Linked DNA regions of Homo sapiens: region 2 is linked to region 1. Evidence: chromatin loops called from intact Hi-C (ENCODE). Cell type or tissue: dorsolateral prefrontal cortex. All regions are shown on one strand. Each heading gives the region's core, and the rest is flanking DNA. Links, peaks and the distances in the headings are about the cores only.

Region 1 (7,177 bases), core at 1,286-5,285:
TCTGGCCTGTAGTCATTTTTCTTACCATGCTCTGATTGAGAATAGGCTAAGCTATACATAAATCATGATAACCTATGATATAAAAAAGCAGCAAATACTTTTGACCTAAAGTGTACTCCATTCCATCTTAACTGAATTTATTAAGTGCAATTTGAAGTAGTGATTTGGCAAGTAGTTGATAAACTAAGTCATCATAAATGGCTAAATCTTACCTGTCCCCCAAGTCCCCACCCTAACAAAAAAGCATAAAAAATCGGGACTGCTTTTTCAGGATGATGATCAGTCAGATTAACAGGATAATTACTCAGTTTCCACTTCTTCAAAATCTTCGTTGGGATTTGTCTTGATGGCATCAGACCAAAATGCCCTGGGTTGATTGTCTAAGTCTCTGTGATAAGCAGGTGTCCCCATCTTAGCTGTTGTTAAGCAGGAGTCTTGGCTCACGGTCAGAGTCTAGGACCTGAATTTGAACTGAGAGCGAAGTGTTTAGCAGGTTACCCTTGTTGGTACTTTCTTTAAATTCTCAAAACAAAGTTTAGGTTTGCAGCCTCATTTTGAAGTGGTTTACTGCTTAATATGTTTGATGCTTCTGCCCAGTATAGGTGTGGATATAAATTCCAGGTAAGATTCTGTGGCTGATGTATCACATCTGGTGAGGGTAGAGTTTGCAATTTCATCTCAGATTTTCAAAAGAGATTTGAAAAAAAAATAATATATTTATGATTGCAAGAAAAAAATCAACATAGTAGGCCCAGATTTCATACTTTATTCTATGGGAAACATTTAAACCCCAATTGGTTTATGAACAGACCTGGTCTCCTTTCTTCAGCCCATGGTCCGAATGAAATAAAAGTCTATTGTTGGGTCAAGCTAGACACAATGAGGTCTGCATGCTTTCTTGCCTATTTAATGGCCTTTACCACGTGGGAGACTTTCAGAAGGAAAAAAACAGGAACAGTAAAAAGTGGATCTTCTTGCTATTCCAGTGTTCACCGGAAATGGTGTACCAATTAACAACATTCACATTATAGTTTGGGACTGCTTCCATGTTAAGGTTCAGACTGTGGTGACTTTTTGCCTGATTACTTTAGAAGCCAAAACTGTAACACAAGACATGACCGTCTCAGCATCGTGGTACTGGGTGGTTGTTAGTATTCTGGAATCCTGGAGGGTCTGCGTGCTTGCTCTTAATGTGTTTTCATTTGGTCTGAGGCCAGCAACTGCCAGTTCACTACTAATTATAACTTATTGCCTTTCAATGTGAAGAACATTTCTTTGAGTTGTGAGGAATTCTGGCAAGAAAGAGGCCCCTGTTGTATTTCCAATACGAATGTACAGAAGAGACTTTTATTTATCTCAAATAAAACCTGGTTTTAGTTTTATTTTTGCAAACTTAGCTTTCCTTTCTGTTTCCTTTTGTCATTTTTTTTAATTCTAAAGTTTCTCAGTATTTAAAATTAGAGTTAAACAACTGCATACAGTTTCATAATAATCGATAGCATAGACAACAGCTACAAATAATGTCAGTTGTGATATTCTGCCAATATCTCTCCAATGTCAGGTAAGATTTTTAAGGAGGAATTTGGTGGCACGTGTCAGTGCATCTTTCTGTTCTGCACAATGCACCATCAAGTTATTTTAAGATTATGTTTATTTGTTTCATCCAGGGGAGGGTTTTCTTTATGTAAAACATTTTATGGAACTGTTCATTGCCTTATCCTTTTACACTTTATTTCTCTGTGAAAACAAAGAATGGGAGGAGGAGGAGGAAGTCACCAAGGGCTAAAAGATATCGTATTGTTGATAAATTTTACTTGCAATAGACAGAGCCCTTGGGCTTCCACTTTATTGCCTCCTCCTGAAGAAGAAAAATCAATATAACAAAAGTTTGTTATTCGTTCTTCATGACTCCATAGAAAATCGGTCTGGGTATTATTTTAATGTTATGATACTGTGTATTGATGTTTATAAGATGGTAACTCTCCATTCATTGCTGCTGGTGATCCTCAGGTTTAACACTGTGAGCTTAGTCCTCATCTATGAATTAGCATCTGCGGAAACTCCGCACTGCCTCTCACTCAGCCTTGCCCCATGTGCATTATTTCAGGTGTCCACTGTGACAGCGTGTGTGCTGAGGGACGCTGGGGCCCCAACTGCTCCCTGCCCTGCTACTGTAAAAATGGGGCTTCATGCTCCCCTGATGATGGCATCTGCGAGTGTGCACCAGGCTTCCGAGGCACCACTTGTCAGAGGAGTAAGTGTCTCATTAGGCAGTAATTTCCACCTTCCCTTCCCTGGGCACCATGTATCGAATAATGATCTCTGTCCCACCTCTCAGTTTATAGTGATGTCCTGTTGCAGTTGAAGGCAAAAGAGAGTGTAATGGTTCACTTGTCCTTTGCAGAACTGTGTTCCCTAAGAGCTTCATTCTTTCCAGCCTTCAGAACTAACCTAACAGATGGGGATTTAACCATTTCTTCTCAATAATTACTTCATTGCCTCATTGGCACAACCATCAGGATATATTTCTTCACCCTTCCTGAAAGCTTTGGAATGGTGTTCTAGAAATTCACTGACCTGTAAATATGTTATTCAGCAGTTTGGCATTGGCCTTACCTCAATTACCAGACGTCAACATCAGCCAAACCTTGAGGCAAATCATTCATCCTGCTAGTAGTCTTAAAATCAGTGCTATGGGGAAAATGGAATTGCAAAGTTGAAAAAGGAGACTGTTGACATTGGTCCTTAAGACTTCTGAGTTAGAAGATTAAGTAATCTTTTAGTAAATGCAATCAAAAAAGAATATGTAACTAATTATAAGTTATACTATTCTAATTTTTTAAATTGCCTTTCCCCCCATAAGAATTCTATGCAGTTATCATATATTTAAATCTGAATAGTATCTTGGCAAGAACTTAAGTATATAGCATTTTGGTTAATCACTTTTCGATTACAGTCATTAACCTGGACCATTTTGAGGAGGAAAAATCTTCAAATTTTGACTGTTGATCGATTTTTATTGCCAGAAACGACTCTTAAAGAATAAAGAATCAACAAATGGTTTGAGAGTACTTATTTGAGACTTATTAGTATTTCAATTTTTTTATCTCTTTATTTATTCAATGAAAATTCCTGGAGCCCTGCTTTATGCCAAGACTTGAGCTAACTGGGGCCTTAAATGGGAAAATAAAGAAGACTAAGACATTTGCTTGCTCTCAAGAAACTCAGAGTTTAGTGGCTTCTTTTCCTCATTAAAGGGTTCCTTTGTTCCTTTGTTGTTCTTGTTTTCTACTTGGAAAATTCTCCGTATCTTTTTTACTTTTTTTTAAGGTTTTGCTTTTTAACCTCTAAAACTTTAACTAGATCCCGATCTGGAATGCGAGACAAACGCATCTCAGAAGGATAACTGCTGATTTCCCTTCTGTTTTCAGTCTGCTCCCCTGGTTTTTATGGGCATCGCTGCAGCCAGACATGCCCACAGTGCGTTCACAGCAGCGGGCCCTGCCACCACATCACCGGCCTGTGTGACTGCTTGCCTGGCTTCACAGGCGCCCTCTGCAATGAAGGTAAGGCACGAAGCATCCCGGACAGCTGGGTGGTGATGAGCACGCCCCGGAGAGTCTGTCCTCAGGCCTCCCCTTGGCCTTCCTGAAGGCCATGTTTTCAGCTGTCTGCTGGGAATGTCTTCTGCTGTGCTGTGTCTGCAGCTTCTCAGATAGGACTTTGAGCTTTGGAAAAGCTGGCTTGCCACTCCAGCAAAACCTTTTTATTTCCTGAGATGTGCTACTCTTCAGTTTTAGCTGGACATGTCCTCCCATAAAAAATCAATATGCGGAAGAATTTTAGACTCCCAGAGCAAGAAGTCGTGAAGTCATATTTCTAGAAGTGCAATGATGTCCCCTGGTTTGTGATGCCTTAATGCAAATCTTTGGCTTCATGGATTTGTAAAAATGAGCCCATTCAAGATGAAGGATGCTGTTGAGCAGAGATAGCTACCAATGAGCAGCTGGGCCTGTGACCTTTAAAGTTATTTCCTGTGCTAAGATTCTAGGGTTCTGCGAGAGGGGTTTTGATTGTGAGTTACTGACCTATAGCTTATTCACAGTGTGTCCCAGTGGCAGATTTGGGAAAAACTGTGCAGGAATTTGTACCTGCACCAACAACGGAACCTGTAACCCCATTGACAGATCTTGTCAGTGTTACCCCGGTTGGATTGGCAGTGACTGCTCTCAACGTAAGTCTTGTTTGAGAACAATTAATAAACTGTTCTTATTTGTTTGTTTTCAGATTCTTTAGGATTGAAGTATGAGTGTTTTTATATAATCAAGAAAGAATATATGACTAATTAAAAGACACATTCTACTTTAAATTCTTTTTTTAAAATTCTTTTTTTTTTTCCCATTACGACCTCTATGCAATGGTCCTATGTTTAAATCCAAATAATGTCTTGGAAAGAACCTAAATATGTAACATTTTCCTTATCCCCTTTTCAGTGATTCATCGTCCATTGAAATAAAGCAAAAACAGCTGTATTGAGAAATCTATCTCTTCATTTTGTGTTTATCTGGAGAGTTAATTACAGAGAAAGAAAAAATGGAATTAAATGATGTGAGCCTTAGAAACCTATTGGGAACCTGAGCGAACTGCCCACCTAATATGCTTAGCTTCACCTTGGCATCACCCAAGTGCCTTCCACACCACTGGATTTCAGACAGGAATTGTGTGACCCTATAAGGGACTATATAGATGACTCTTAGAGCACCCATGTCATGAAAAAAATGACATCGACTATAAGTCATTCATGAATGTTTTGAAAGGGTCAGTGCAATGTCTAAAAGTATTCAACTTTTGACCAAAAAATAGCATATGTATGGAGTAATCTGGTTTCATTCATTTTAAATTTTATGAAACACTCTCAGTTTATATTGAATTCCCCCATCATGCACATAAGAGAAATCAAAGAATGACTGTGTGCAGTCATTTTACATGGTGCTTTATTGATAATTTAATTCAAACTTCACAGTTACAAGCAACCTGCAAATACTAATTGATGAGCAATATATTTTTTGCTGGAAGATTTTTTTCTGAATGTTAATTTTTTCCATAAGTAGTCCAGGCTGTACCCCATTTTTTAGGAATAAGGGAAGAGAGCTAATAAATCTCAGAAGTGTAGCTCTTTGGTGAAAGAAGTGTTATGCGATATGATTTCACTCCATTCTGGGGGCATCACTTCAGAAGAAATCAGTCTGTTTAAATCTACATGTGTTGCAAGGGCTCTGACTGATGGTTGGGCGTATGGGTTTGGGAAGAGTAAAAGGTCCAATATCATTGTCACAAAATGATTGATTTATATTGCTCCTTTAAAAAGTAGTCTTTATTTTGGAAATTTGTCCCTTCCTCATTTGGAGGAGGAATGTGCTGAAAGGAATAAAAATAGAAACACAACTATGAATGGAGACTATAGTGTTGCCTGTCCCAATAATCACTCCACAGGAAGCTGACTTATTTGGCAAAAGCCTTTGCTTCTCCTGGGGATCATTGATTTCATTGATTCCCTTATGGACTCTGTGGAACCATCTTCATATTTCTTCTTAGCTGATTGTGAGCCTGTCTAAAGAGAGCAAAGTCCTTCACAGTGAAAACACAGACTTTGAAAACTTAAAGGGGTACATTTAAAGGGGCAGGTGTCCTTGGGAAAATGATTTTTTAAAGCACTATCTCTACGTTTACCTTTTGGGAATATAAAGTTGAGTGATGCTTATTCCCATTCTCTGATCATAACAAATATAGGGAGAAAAACCTAATGGCAGTGGGTTACCTCAGAAAAATATATTGTGAACATAAATGGGTTTACAGAAGCTGGTTAAATATCATCTAAGGAATAGGTTGTTTTAGGTAAAGAGTGCTTCACTGAGCATCAAATGGGCTAGACGCTTCAACAGTTTTCACTGAGTCTCACTGTGGCTTTGGGAAAGCTGTATTTGTCTAACAAATAACAAATATTATTATTAATCTATGTGACCTTGTACGAGTCACTATTAACCTTTTGTGTGCTCAGTTTCTTCATCTGTAAAATTAAGGTGTTGTATTTAGAAAATTTGTTCCAATGCTCACTCGAGACCTCAAGTGTCAGCTAGTATTTTCCCCTTGCTCTTGGACATGGTGCACACAATTATGGAAGAATTTTTTTCATTTAAAAAGTTACTTCATATGTATTATTGATTGTCTTTATAGGTCCACATTCCCTATGGGGTAGCCGTATAGAAATTACAGGTGGTCCTCCTTTTATGCAATTATGTTCCTAAAGTATTAATATGAATAAAAAGTATTTTTTGTCAATGAAATTATTTTACCCCCTGATCTTATGCTATTATTTCACAGATACTTTATCTGACTTTCTGATGTCTCTTCAATCGGCAGTGACCCCTAATGATTTAATTGTATTATTTTCTGGATCTTCCAGTTAAGAGTTTTTACAAGGAAACCAATTTTTACATACCGCTGGGAACCTCAATATTTAAAAGGAGCCTGAAGTGGCAACTCTAGAGTAGACTGAAGGGTACAGGATTTAGAAATTGTGAACATGAGCTACATGGCCTTGGGTCCTTTAACCTCTCTTGAGTCAAGTCATTTTCCACACCTTATCTCTGCTCAAATGTCCTCTCCTCACAGAGGCCTTCCTCAGAGGAGTAGCTCCCAAAATTATTGTCTTCCTTATCCTCCTTATGTTTTTTCATAATACCTACCACCATTGATTTTTCATTTTGTTGGTTGGTTGGTTGGTTTGCCTGCCTCCCCTACCAAAATAGAAGCTTCCAGAGGATGGTTTGGACTTTGTCTTATACTCTGCTATCTCCCTTGGGCCTGGAACAGTGTTGGGTACATAATAGGTGTTGAATATGTGTTTGTTTAATAACTGAATCTGTAAACTTGAGGTGATTTTTGCCCCAGCCACCTCACTCTGCAGTTGTAAATGAATACATATGTCAATAATGACAGTCGTTGTTGAAGTTGCCATGGCCATCTGGGATTTAGTGCAGAATTCAGAGCAGTGTGCTTTCTTAGTCCTGATGTACACTGCTAACCTCTCACATGCAGGGAGATGTGTAGAGGTGGATGGAATTCTCCCTACTTAGTATTGGCCTCAGAACTCTGATGGACTTCTCCATACCTGTAA
Region 2 (7,177 bases), core at 1,268-5,267, 81 kb before region 1:
GAAGGGAAAGACCCCTGGGCCCTTCCCTTCTCAACTGTGCTACACTGTTTATCAGAAGTAAAACACCTAGGCCACTTCAAAAAAGACATAAATTTGTTGTATATATATTTTTTTCATTGATTTTTAAAAAAATTTTGAAGTTGTAGTTTTTGTGGATACATAGTAGGTGTATATATTTATGGAGTGTATGGGATATTTTGACACAGGCATACAATATGTAATAATCACATCCGGGTAAATGGGGTGTTCATCACCTCAAGCATTTATTATTTGTGTTGAAAACAATTCAATTATACTCATGGGGGTAGAGAGTAGAATGATGGTTACCAGAGGATGGGAAGGATAGTGGGGGTGGGGTAGGGGGAAAATGGGGATGGTTAATGGGTAGAAAAAAATAGAATGAATAGGATCTAGTGTTTGATAGCACAACAGGGTGATTATAGTCAGTAATAATTTAATTGTACTTTAAAAAATAACTAAAAGAGTAAATTGGATTTTTTGTTGTATATATTTTTTAATTACCTAAAATTATTTTTCATACTGAAGCTATTTTTTTATCTGTGTAAAAAACTGGAAAACAGATGAGCAAAAAGAGAAAATAAATCATTCATAGTCCTGCCATTTTTGTTTGTATCTTTCCGGATATATTTCCATTTCTTTAAATTCAATATAAATTTGTAGGTTATGCCATGCATATTTTTTGTAAGCTGCTTTGTTCATTTGTATTATATTGTAGACATATTTTCTTGTCTATCAATTACATCTAAATAATAATCTTATAATTACATTTTACTATATTAATATATACTAACGTTAGGCACACGTAGTTTTGCGGCTACAGGGAGCATCATTTTATTTATCCCTTTGCATGTGTGAGTGATTCATACAATAAATTATTTTAAGTGGAATTTCTGGAATGAGAGGTATGCATACTGTATCATTTAGAATTAGATTTGGCTATGTAGTGCCTAGAAGTAGGCAAGCCAGCAGGGGACTCAAGCAGTTTTTACCCTTCTGCTCCACCATCTCTTTGTCACATGCTCTCGCCAAGCTACAAGGGCATCTTTATTCTGCCACTCCTGTAACTTCACACTACACATGGAATGAGCCCAAAGGCAAGGTGGAAGAGAGTGAACAAGATGACCTTAGAGGTCATGATTTCACTTCCAAACATAGCCATGAGACTTGCAAAGTGCAATGGGACATCATTTTAACATTTACAAAGGTATGGTCTTCATTTCCATGTACCATTATTGACCTCCACACATCAACAGACGGAATAGGTGGGAGAAAGAGGCAAATGGCAATGCCAACTGTTTCCTAAGGAAGGTTCCTAGCAGTGATCATGTTCCTTTTATATCCCACTGGTCACTTGGTCTCACCAAGCTGCAAATGCATCTTTAGTCTGTGTGGTCAGAGGCCCAGTAAAAATATATATAAATATATATATTTCTCTGGGAAGGGTAAAATGGATATTGGGAGACAGGAATAATCTTAGCCACATCTTAATGCATTTTGAGACACATTGCCAAATTGCTGTCCAGACAGGTTGTAACAACTTACATGACCACCAGTAATGTATGAGGGTACCCACTTCCTTACATTTCTGCTGACCTAGGTATTATTATTGCTTTCAACCTTTTGGGTGAAAAATGGTACCTAGCTTTATTTTGCATTTCCTAATCATTAATAATGCTGTTCACTTTAAAAACTTATGTTTATTGCTGGGCATGGTGGCTCACTCCTGTAATCCTAGCATTTTGGGAGGCCGAGGCAGGCAGATCACCTGAGGTCAGGAGTTCGAGACTAGCCTGGCCAACATGGCGAAACCTCGTCTTTACTAAAATACAAAAATTAGCTGGGCGTGGTGATGCACACCTATAATCCCAGTTACTTGGGAGGCCGACACAGGAGAATCGCTTGAACCCAGGAGGTGGAGGTTGCAGTGAGCCGGAGCCGAGATGGCGACATTGCACTTCAGCCTGGGCGACAGAGTGAGACTGTCTCAAAAAGAAAGACAAAAAAAAAAGCGTTTATTTACCATTTGTATTTTGGCTTTAGGGCCAGGACCAGGGTGGGAGATACAGTGAGACTGCCTTGTTCTTCAGAGAGCCATAAGAACAATGAATAGAAGCAACAGGGGACAGTGGCAAATGAAAGAGAAACAGGTTGATTTGGGGGCTGATAAAGAAGACAGTTTGAGAGAGAGACTTTACTAACATATGCCCCAGAGAGGTCAGTTCCCATGGATGTGCCCAGCAGCAGCAGCAGGAGGCCCAGGCCCTTCCTAGCTCTTGCACTCATCGACATCACGGATGCTCATTCTCTCCTCACCCCATAGTTCCATTAGGCCTCCTTTCCCAAGACCTCAACTGTCTGCAGTTTGCAGGGATGATCTGGAGCCAGGGAAATCTCTTGTCTTCTCCTACTACCTACCTCTCCCATGAGCATTGTGGATAGAGGAATGATCTCTGATTTCTGGCAGTGAGGTAAGCTCTTGGCAGTCCAAACTGATATGTGAATGGCTTGACCTATGGAAAGGAGAGAGACTCGTGATCCCCACATACTGTGGTTCATTCAGGCACATGCTGGAATAAATGAACAACTATTGAGGTTGCCCTAGGGACCTAACCATTATTTACAACATTATAACTCCAAGAAAATTTACACAACTGGTTTCCAAACACATCTTTGAAACCCGACCTCTTAGCATGTTGGGGACTGCTTATAGATTTAGTGACATGGGACTTGGAAAAGCTCACAGGAAAAGCAGCAGAAGAGCAGAGTGGGAAGTTGGCAGCTACCCTCTGTGGGAAGGATTGGTTAATCCAGAGAGAAGGCTGGCCATACATTCTCAGTCGGATGTTCTTGGCTTCATCTCCACTGATGGCAGAGAAAGCGAATCATTGTAAGCAGCGCTGCTTGCAGCAGAATCGTGAATGGACAAAGGAGATGGCCAGGGGTCCCTTCTCCAGTCCAGCTCCCATTCTCTTTGCCCCACATGCCTTGTCTTCTCCTGCTGGATACTGCTGTAAAGGAAGGGACTGTTCTGATGATTATTTTCTTTGGGGTAGACTTAAGTCTGCTAACTCTGTTTTTGTTAGATGGAGAAAGTCAAATGGTAACTCAAAGTTCAAGTTCTAATGGGGGCGTCCAGGCAAGTGTGGCTTGTAAGAAGGACAGAGGGAAGAGGTTTGGGGACTGGGTAACTCACTTTATTGCCTGGCAGGCCAGCTCTGATGGTGAGAGATCAGTTCCCATGGATGTGTCCTGCCTGTCGTTGGCACTGGTTAAGAGAACTTTGGAACCGTAAATAAGAAGCCTTAACTCCCACACACTGAACTGTGTATGATTTCCTGTTCTTAACAGAAAGGAGTGTGACAATTGATTACCAGAGCAGTGAATGAATATTCACAGCTGATTTTTAACTTGGCCAACTTCATGTAAAACTGAACCGGCTGTGGGCAGATAAGGAGCTGGAACTGTGGTTGGTGTCTATATGAAAAATAGTTCTGTAGATGAACTTTACTCTTGTTTGAATGTCATGCTTCAGAAAACAATGGGTTTTAAGCCCAAATTTTGAGGCGAGGGCTTAAAAAACACCTGCAGTTCACTAACCCAGGACTCTTTTCCTTCCAGGAGGCAGATATGCTACACAGGTGGCACTTTGGGAGTCACAATAACTGTTTGCCATATAATACGTTTTCCTTTATTTCTTCTTTTTAAAATTGGAATATTATGTTATTTTAGACTGGAATTAACAAAAAGCTTTCTTTTGGGAAAGGGAGTGCTACCTCTTGGAAGTGGCTGCCTGGAACATTGTGTTTAGAAGGATTCTGAGGCTGTGTCTGGGCTAAGAGAGAAAGAGCAAAGTGACTCACTAGTGATTTCTGCCACGGGATTGGAGTGGCAGTGGGTGGCCCGAGTGCGCCTCATTTGCCATCCCTGTATTTGACTGCATAGTATCCTGTGGCATTCTGGAATCATGGAGATAGCAACCGAGGCTCCTGAATCACACACCTGGCTAAAGGCTCCTGTTATACCTACCTCTGTCATTTAAGTGAGAAGTTATATTTACTGTTCTTGCTATTGTCCCCAGAAAAAAATTACCTTCCTTTGTGAGCTGGAATATTTGACATGCTTAACTCGGGATCATATTGTCAACAGTTTTGTGTTGGGGATGGGAAAGGATTTTCAATGGCTATGTTTTGCCTCAGTGTCAGCCACAGGGGGGTCTGATTAGGAGAGGGATTGGCAGGCTTGAGCAAATTGGGCACGGCTTCTGGGAAGAGCTGAACTGAAGATAGTTTCTTTCCCTACCTTACAATTATGTGAGGACACATTTAATTATTTATCCTGGCTTTGTATCATTTTGGTCTTTTCCTGCTGAAAAGTTTAGGGCCCAGATTCTTTAGGCTGAGAGGAGCTGCAGTGCAGGGAAGATGCCTTGTTTTGGGGTGAGAAGAGTTAGCCTTCGGCAGAGGTCTGTTTAGGGGAAAGCTAGGCTCCTTGGGTGGATTTGGGGAAGCAAAAGGAGAGCTTCAGGAAAGGAGGAGTACCTCTTATTGGAGTTTGAGGCAGACAGAGCCTTCTGTTTTGGATTTGTTTGATTCTCTCAGGCTTGTTTAATGATAAAATTGTGATCTTGTCAAATATTAAAAAAAAAACCATAGTCTTTTGATCCATTTAAGCAGATCCTTTCGAGTAGAGATAAAAGTGAGACAATCCTGTTAAGCTAGTCAAAGAGAGCCTGACTGACAACAATCAGATGGTATGTTCCCAAATATACCTACCCATGATGCCCTCCCTGCCACCGGCATTGAATTTTTTTCCTGTTTCCATAGGGACCCTGTACTCTGTTGCTATGGTGTCCGACGTGGTTCAGAGGAACCTACCAGTAAATACAGGGGAAGGCCTTTTGTCCACATACCGTGCCAGCAGAAATTCCAATTTTCCCACACATCTATCGGAACCTAAACTTCTGCTTTCCAGTTTGGGTCGTTGGTCTCTGCTAGCAGGGAAGATAGGAAATCTAATAAATAACAAGAAACCTTTGTTGCTTTACTGATTGACAATGCTTGCTCAGTGTTTAGGATTTTATAAATAGAAACTAAGAATTTAATTTTTAAAAAATCCACTATAAATTCAAGATAGCCTCAATCTAAACAGAAGGAGATCATATCTGCTGCCTATTTTTTTTTTTCTTGAGAAAGCCTGACTTTAGAGTCCCATGGAGACAGGGTCAAAAGGAAATAATGAAAAAATCCTTGCCTTATCTCTAGAAAATTAGTTCCTGAAATTGCAGTCTTTGCAGGACAGGTAGGATTTTTACAGGCCTAATAATTTATGCAATCCCCTTGCAGGGATAGAAAATGGCTAAAATAAAAGCCAAGAACTGAGAAGCAATTTTTATTGTACTATGGTTCAAATCTTTTCAGGGCAAAGTAATTTAAAAATAATGGAAAAAACACAGTTTGATCTAAGTGACCAACCACAAAACATTGACATGACCAGGTGGTGACAGAACTTGCATGTTTTTAGTCTGGTATAGCGCCGGCCAGCGCTTTTACAGATAATCCAGTGGTAAACCTAGTGCATCCATCTGGGCCACACACAAGAGATGCTAAAGGAGGGAGAGATTGATGCGCTGGTAGAATCAATGCTGCACTGACATTCTTCTTTCCTTTGGTTGTAGTAGTAGCCCAAGGTCCAGACCTATATTGCTTATTGATAACCAATTCTAAAAAAGGCTGGAAAAAAATCAGAGAGCTCCAAGAGAGTTAAGACAGAGAAACTCAGACTTCTTGATTCAAGTGACAGAAGGCAGCATTAGCTCAAGGTGGGCCTCCCTGACCGGCTGGCCACGTTGGAAGGGCAAAAGTGGTTATGGCAAGTTTAAAGATATGGCCATCAAAGTAATGTAGATTTAAGCTAAAAAACAATAGCTAAGTTAATTTATTGTACTTAGCATGAAATTGAGGGACATAAAAGGAAATATGCCACCATGAATGAAACATACATGTTGATCCAGGGAGGAGAATAGGTTTCCAGAAACTTGGATCCTAGGCATTATCTGTAGTTGAATCCCTCTAGTGTGAGATATGGAATACTCATCCTGCAGAATTCACTGTTGCATTATCCAGTTAGTTTGGGAAATGCAGTATGTTGGATCCCATTTCTTGAAGATTTGCTTCAGCCTATTAAAGGCTCTGGGAATGCCTGCAGTAAAGGCATGTCTCAAACTTTTTTGACCATGGAATTCCTTACTCCCTATACCCTCTTCCCTTTTCTTTCCCCAAGAACATAAGGGAAGAAATAGTTCTCTGGATCTACTTACTTGGAAAACACTGCTTTGAGGGATTTTGTTTTCTGTAAACATACACTGGGTAATTTTAAATATTTATAATTTATTTGAGACTCTTTGGACCTGTAATTTCTTCTAAGGACAATTATATTATCTGTTCTAACAACTCAAGAAAGGGAAAGCTTTAGTTGAAGCTGGAAGGCTATAATAGATACTTCCTTACCTTTGCTATGGCATGGAGGAGATGCGTATTTTACTGCCTCATTGATGGGGACAACTTCTTCTAGACCTCTCCCCCAAATTTTGAACTATTATCAACAGAGGTATTTTATGACAAACAGTTGTTCACCAAAAGTAGAGCTGTCAATAAATATGCATATAAAGTGGCTCCTGATGTGAAATTCAAAATAACTACATGATCGGTTAATAGGGTAGAGAGAAAGAAAAGAATCAAAATAGCTATATAAATGATAGATCGGGCAGCTGATACAGGGTCAAAAAAGTGAAATGAAGACAAAAGGGAGACTGAGGTGGGAGGATCACTTCAGCCTGGGAGGTAGAGGTTACAGTGAGCTGAGATTGTGCCACTGCACTCCAGGATAGGTGACAGAACAAGACCCTGCCTCAAAATAAATAAATAAATAAATAAATAAATAAATAAATAAATAAAATTTAAAAACAGGAGAAAGAAAAAAAAAAGTGACCCATCTAAGAACTTAAAATCCCTTTATTCTGTGTTCTTTTAGGACCATCACTTAGCAGGGGCTGGATGATCTGATGCATAATTGTAGGGGTTTTAGGGCCCATACAATTTTATATTTTAAACAATTTTAACTTAAAACTTGAGACTTTCATCTTCCATGGAAAAATCAG

The links. Hi-C counts contacts between places; a loop is a spot of excess contacts. Peaks named below come from ENCODE experiments on the same cell type or tissue, not always from the same donor. Only the 100,000 strongest peaks of a DNase experiment are listed, where the experiment ranks them.
Region 2: a loop joins it to region 1, with 2.2 times the contacts of the local background. A loop is called at or near these places in 1 of 110 quality-filtered maps.

Annotation. Positions count from the first base shown.
Region 1 is chr5:127,431,256-127,438,432 of GRCh38, forward strand. MEGF10 (multiple EGF like domains 10) reads left to right here. Exons shown (of 25, transcript NM_001256545.2): 14 at 2,108-2,254; 15 at 3,432-3,566; 16 at 4,106-4,234. Among named protein-coding and RNA genes, the nearest start is that of PRRC1, 83 kb to the right of the region's middle. In dorsolateral prefrontal cortex, for the core only: no CTCF peak of the experiment used is centred there; a DNase peak (open chromatin) is centred at 3,548; H3K27ac peaks cover 3,076 bases.
Region 2 is chr5:127,350,658-127,357,834 of GRCh38, forward strand. All of the region lies in intron 4 of MEGF10 (multiple EGF like domains 10), which reads left to right. Among named protein-coding and RNA genes, the nearest start is that of MEGF10, 63 kb to the left of the region's middle. In dorsolateral prefrontal cortex, for the core only: no CTCF peak of the experiment used is centred there; a DNase peak (open chromatin) is centred at 2,882; H3K27ac peaks cover 4,000 bases.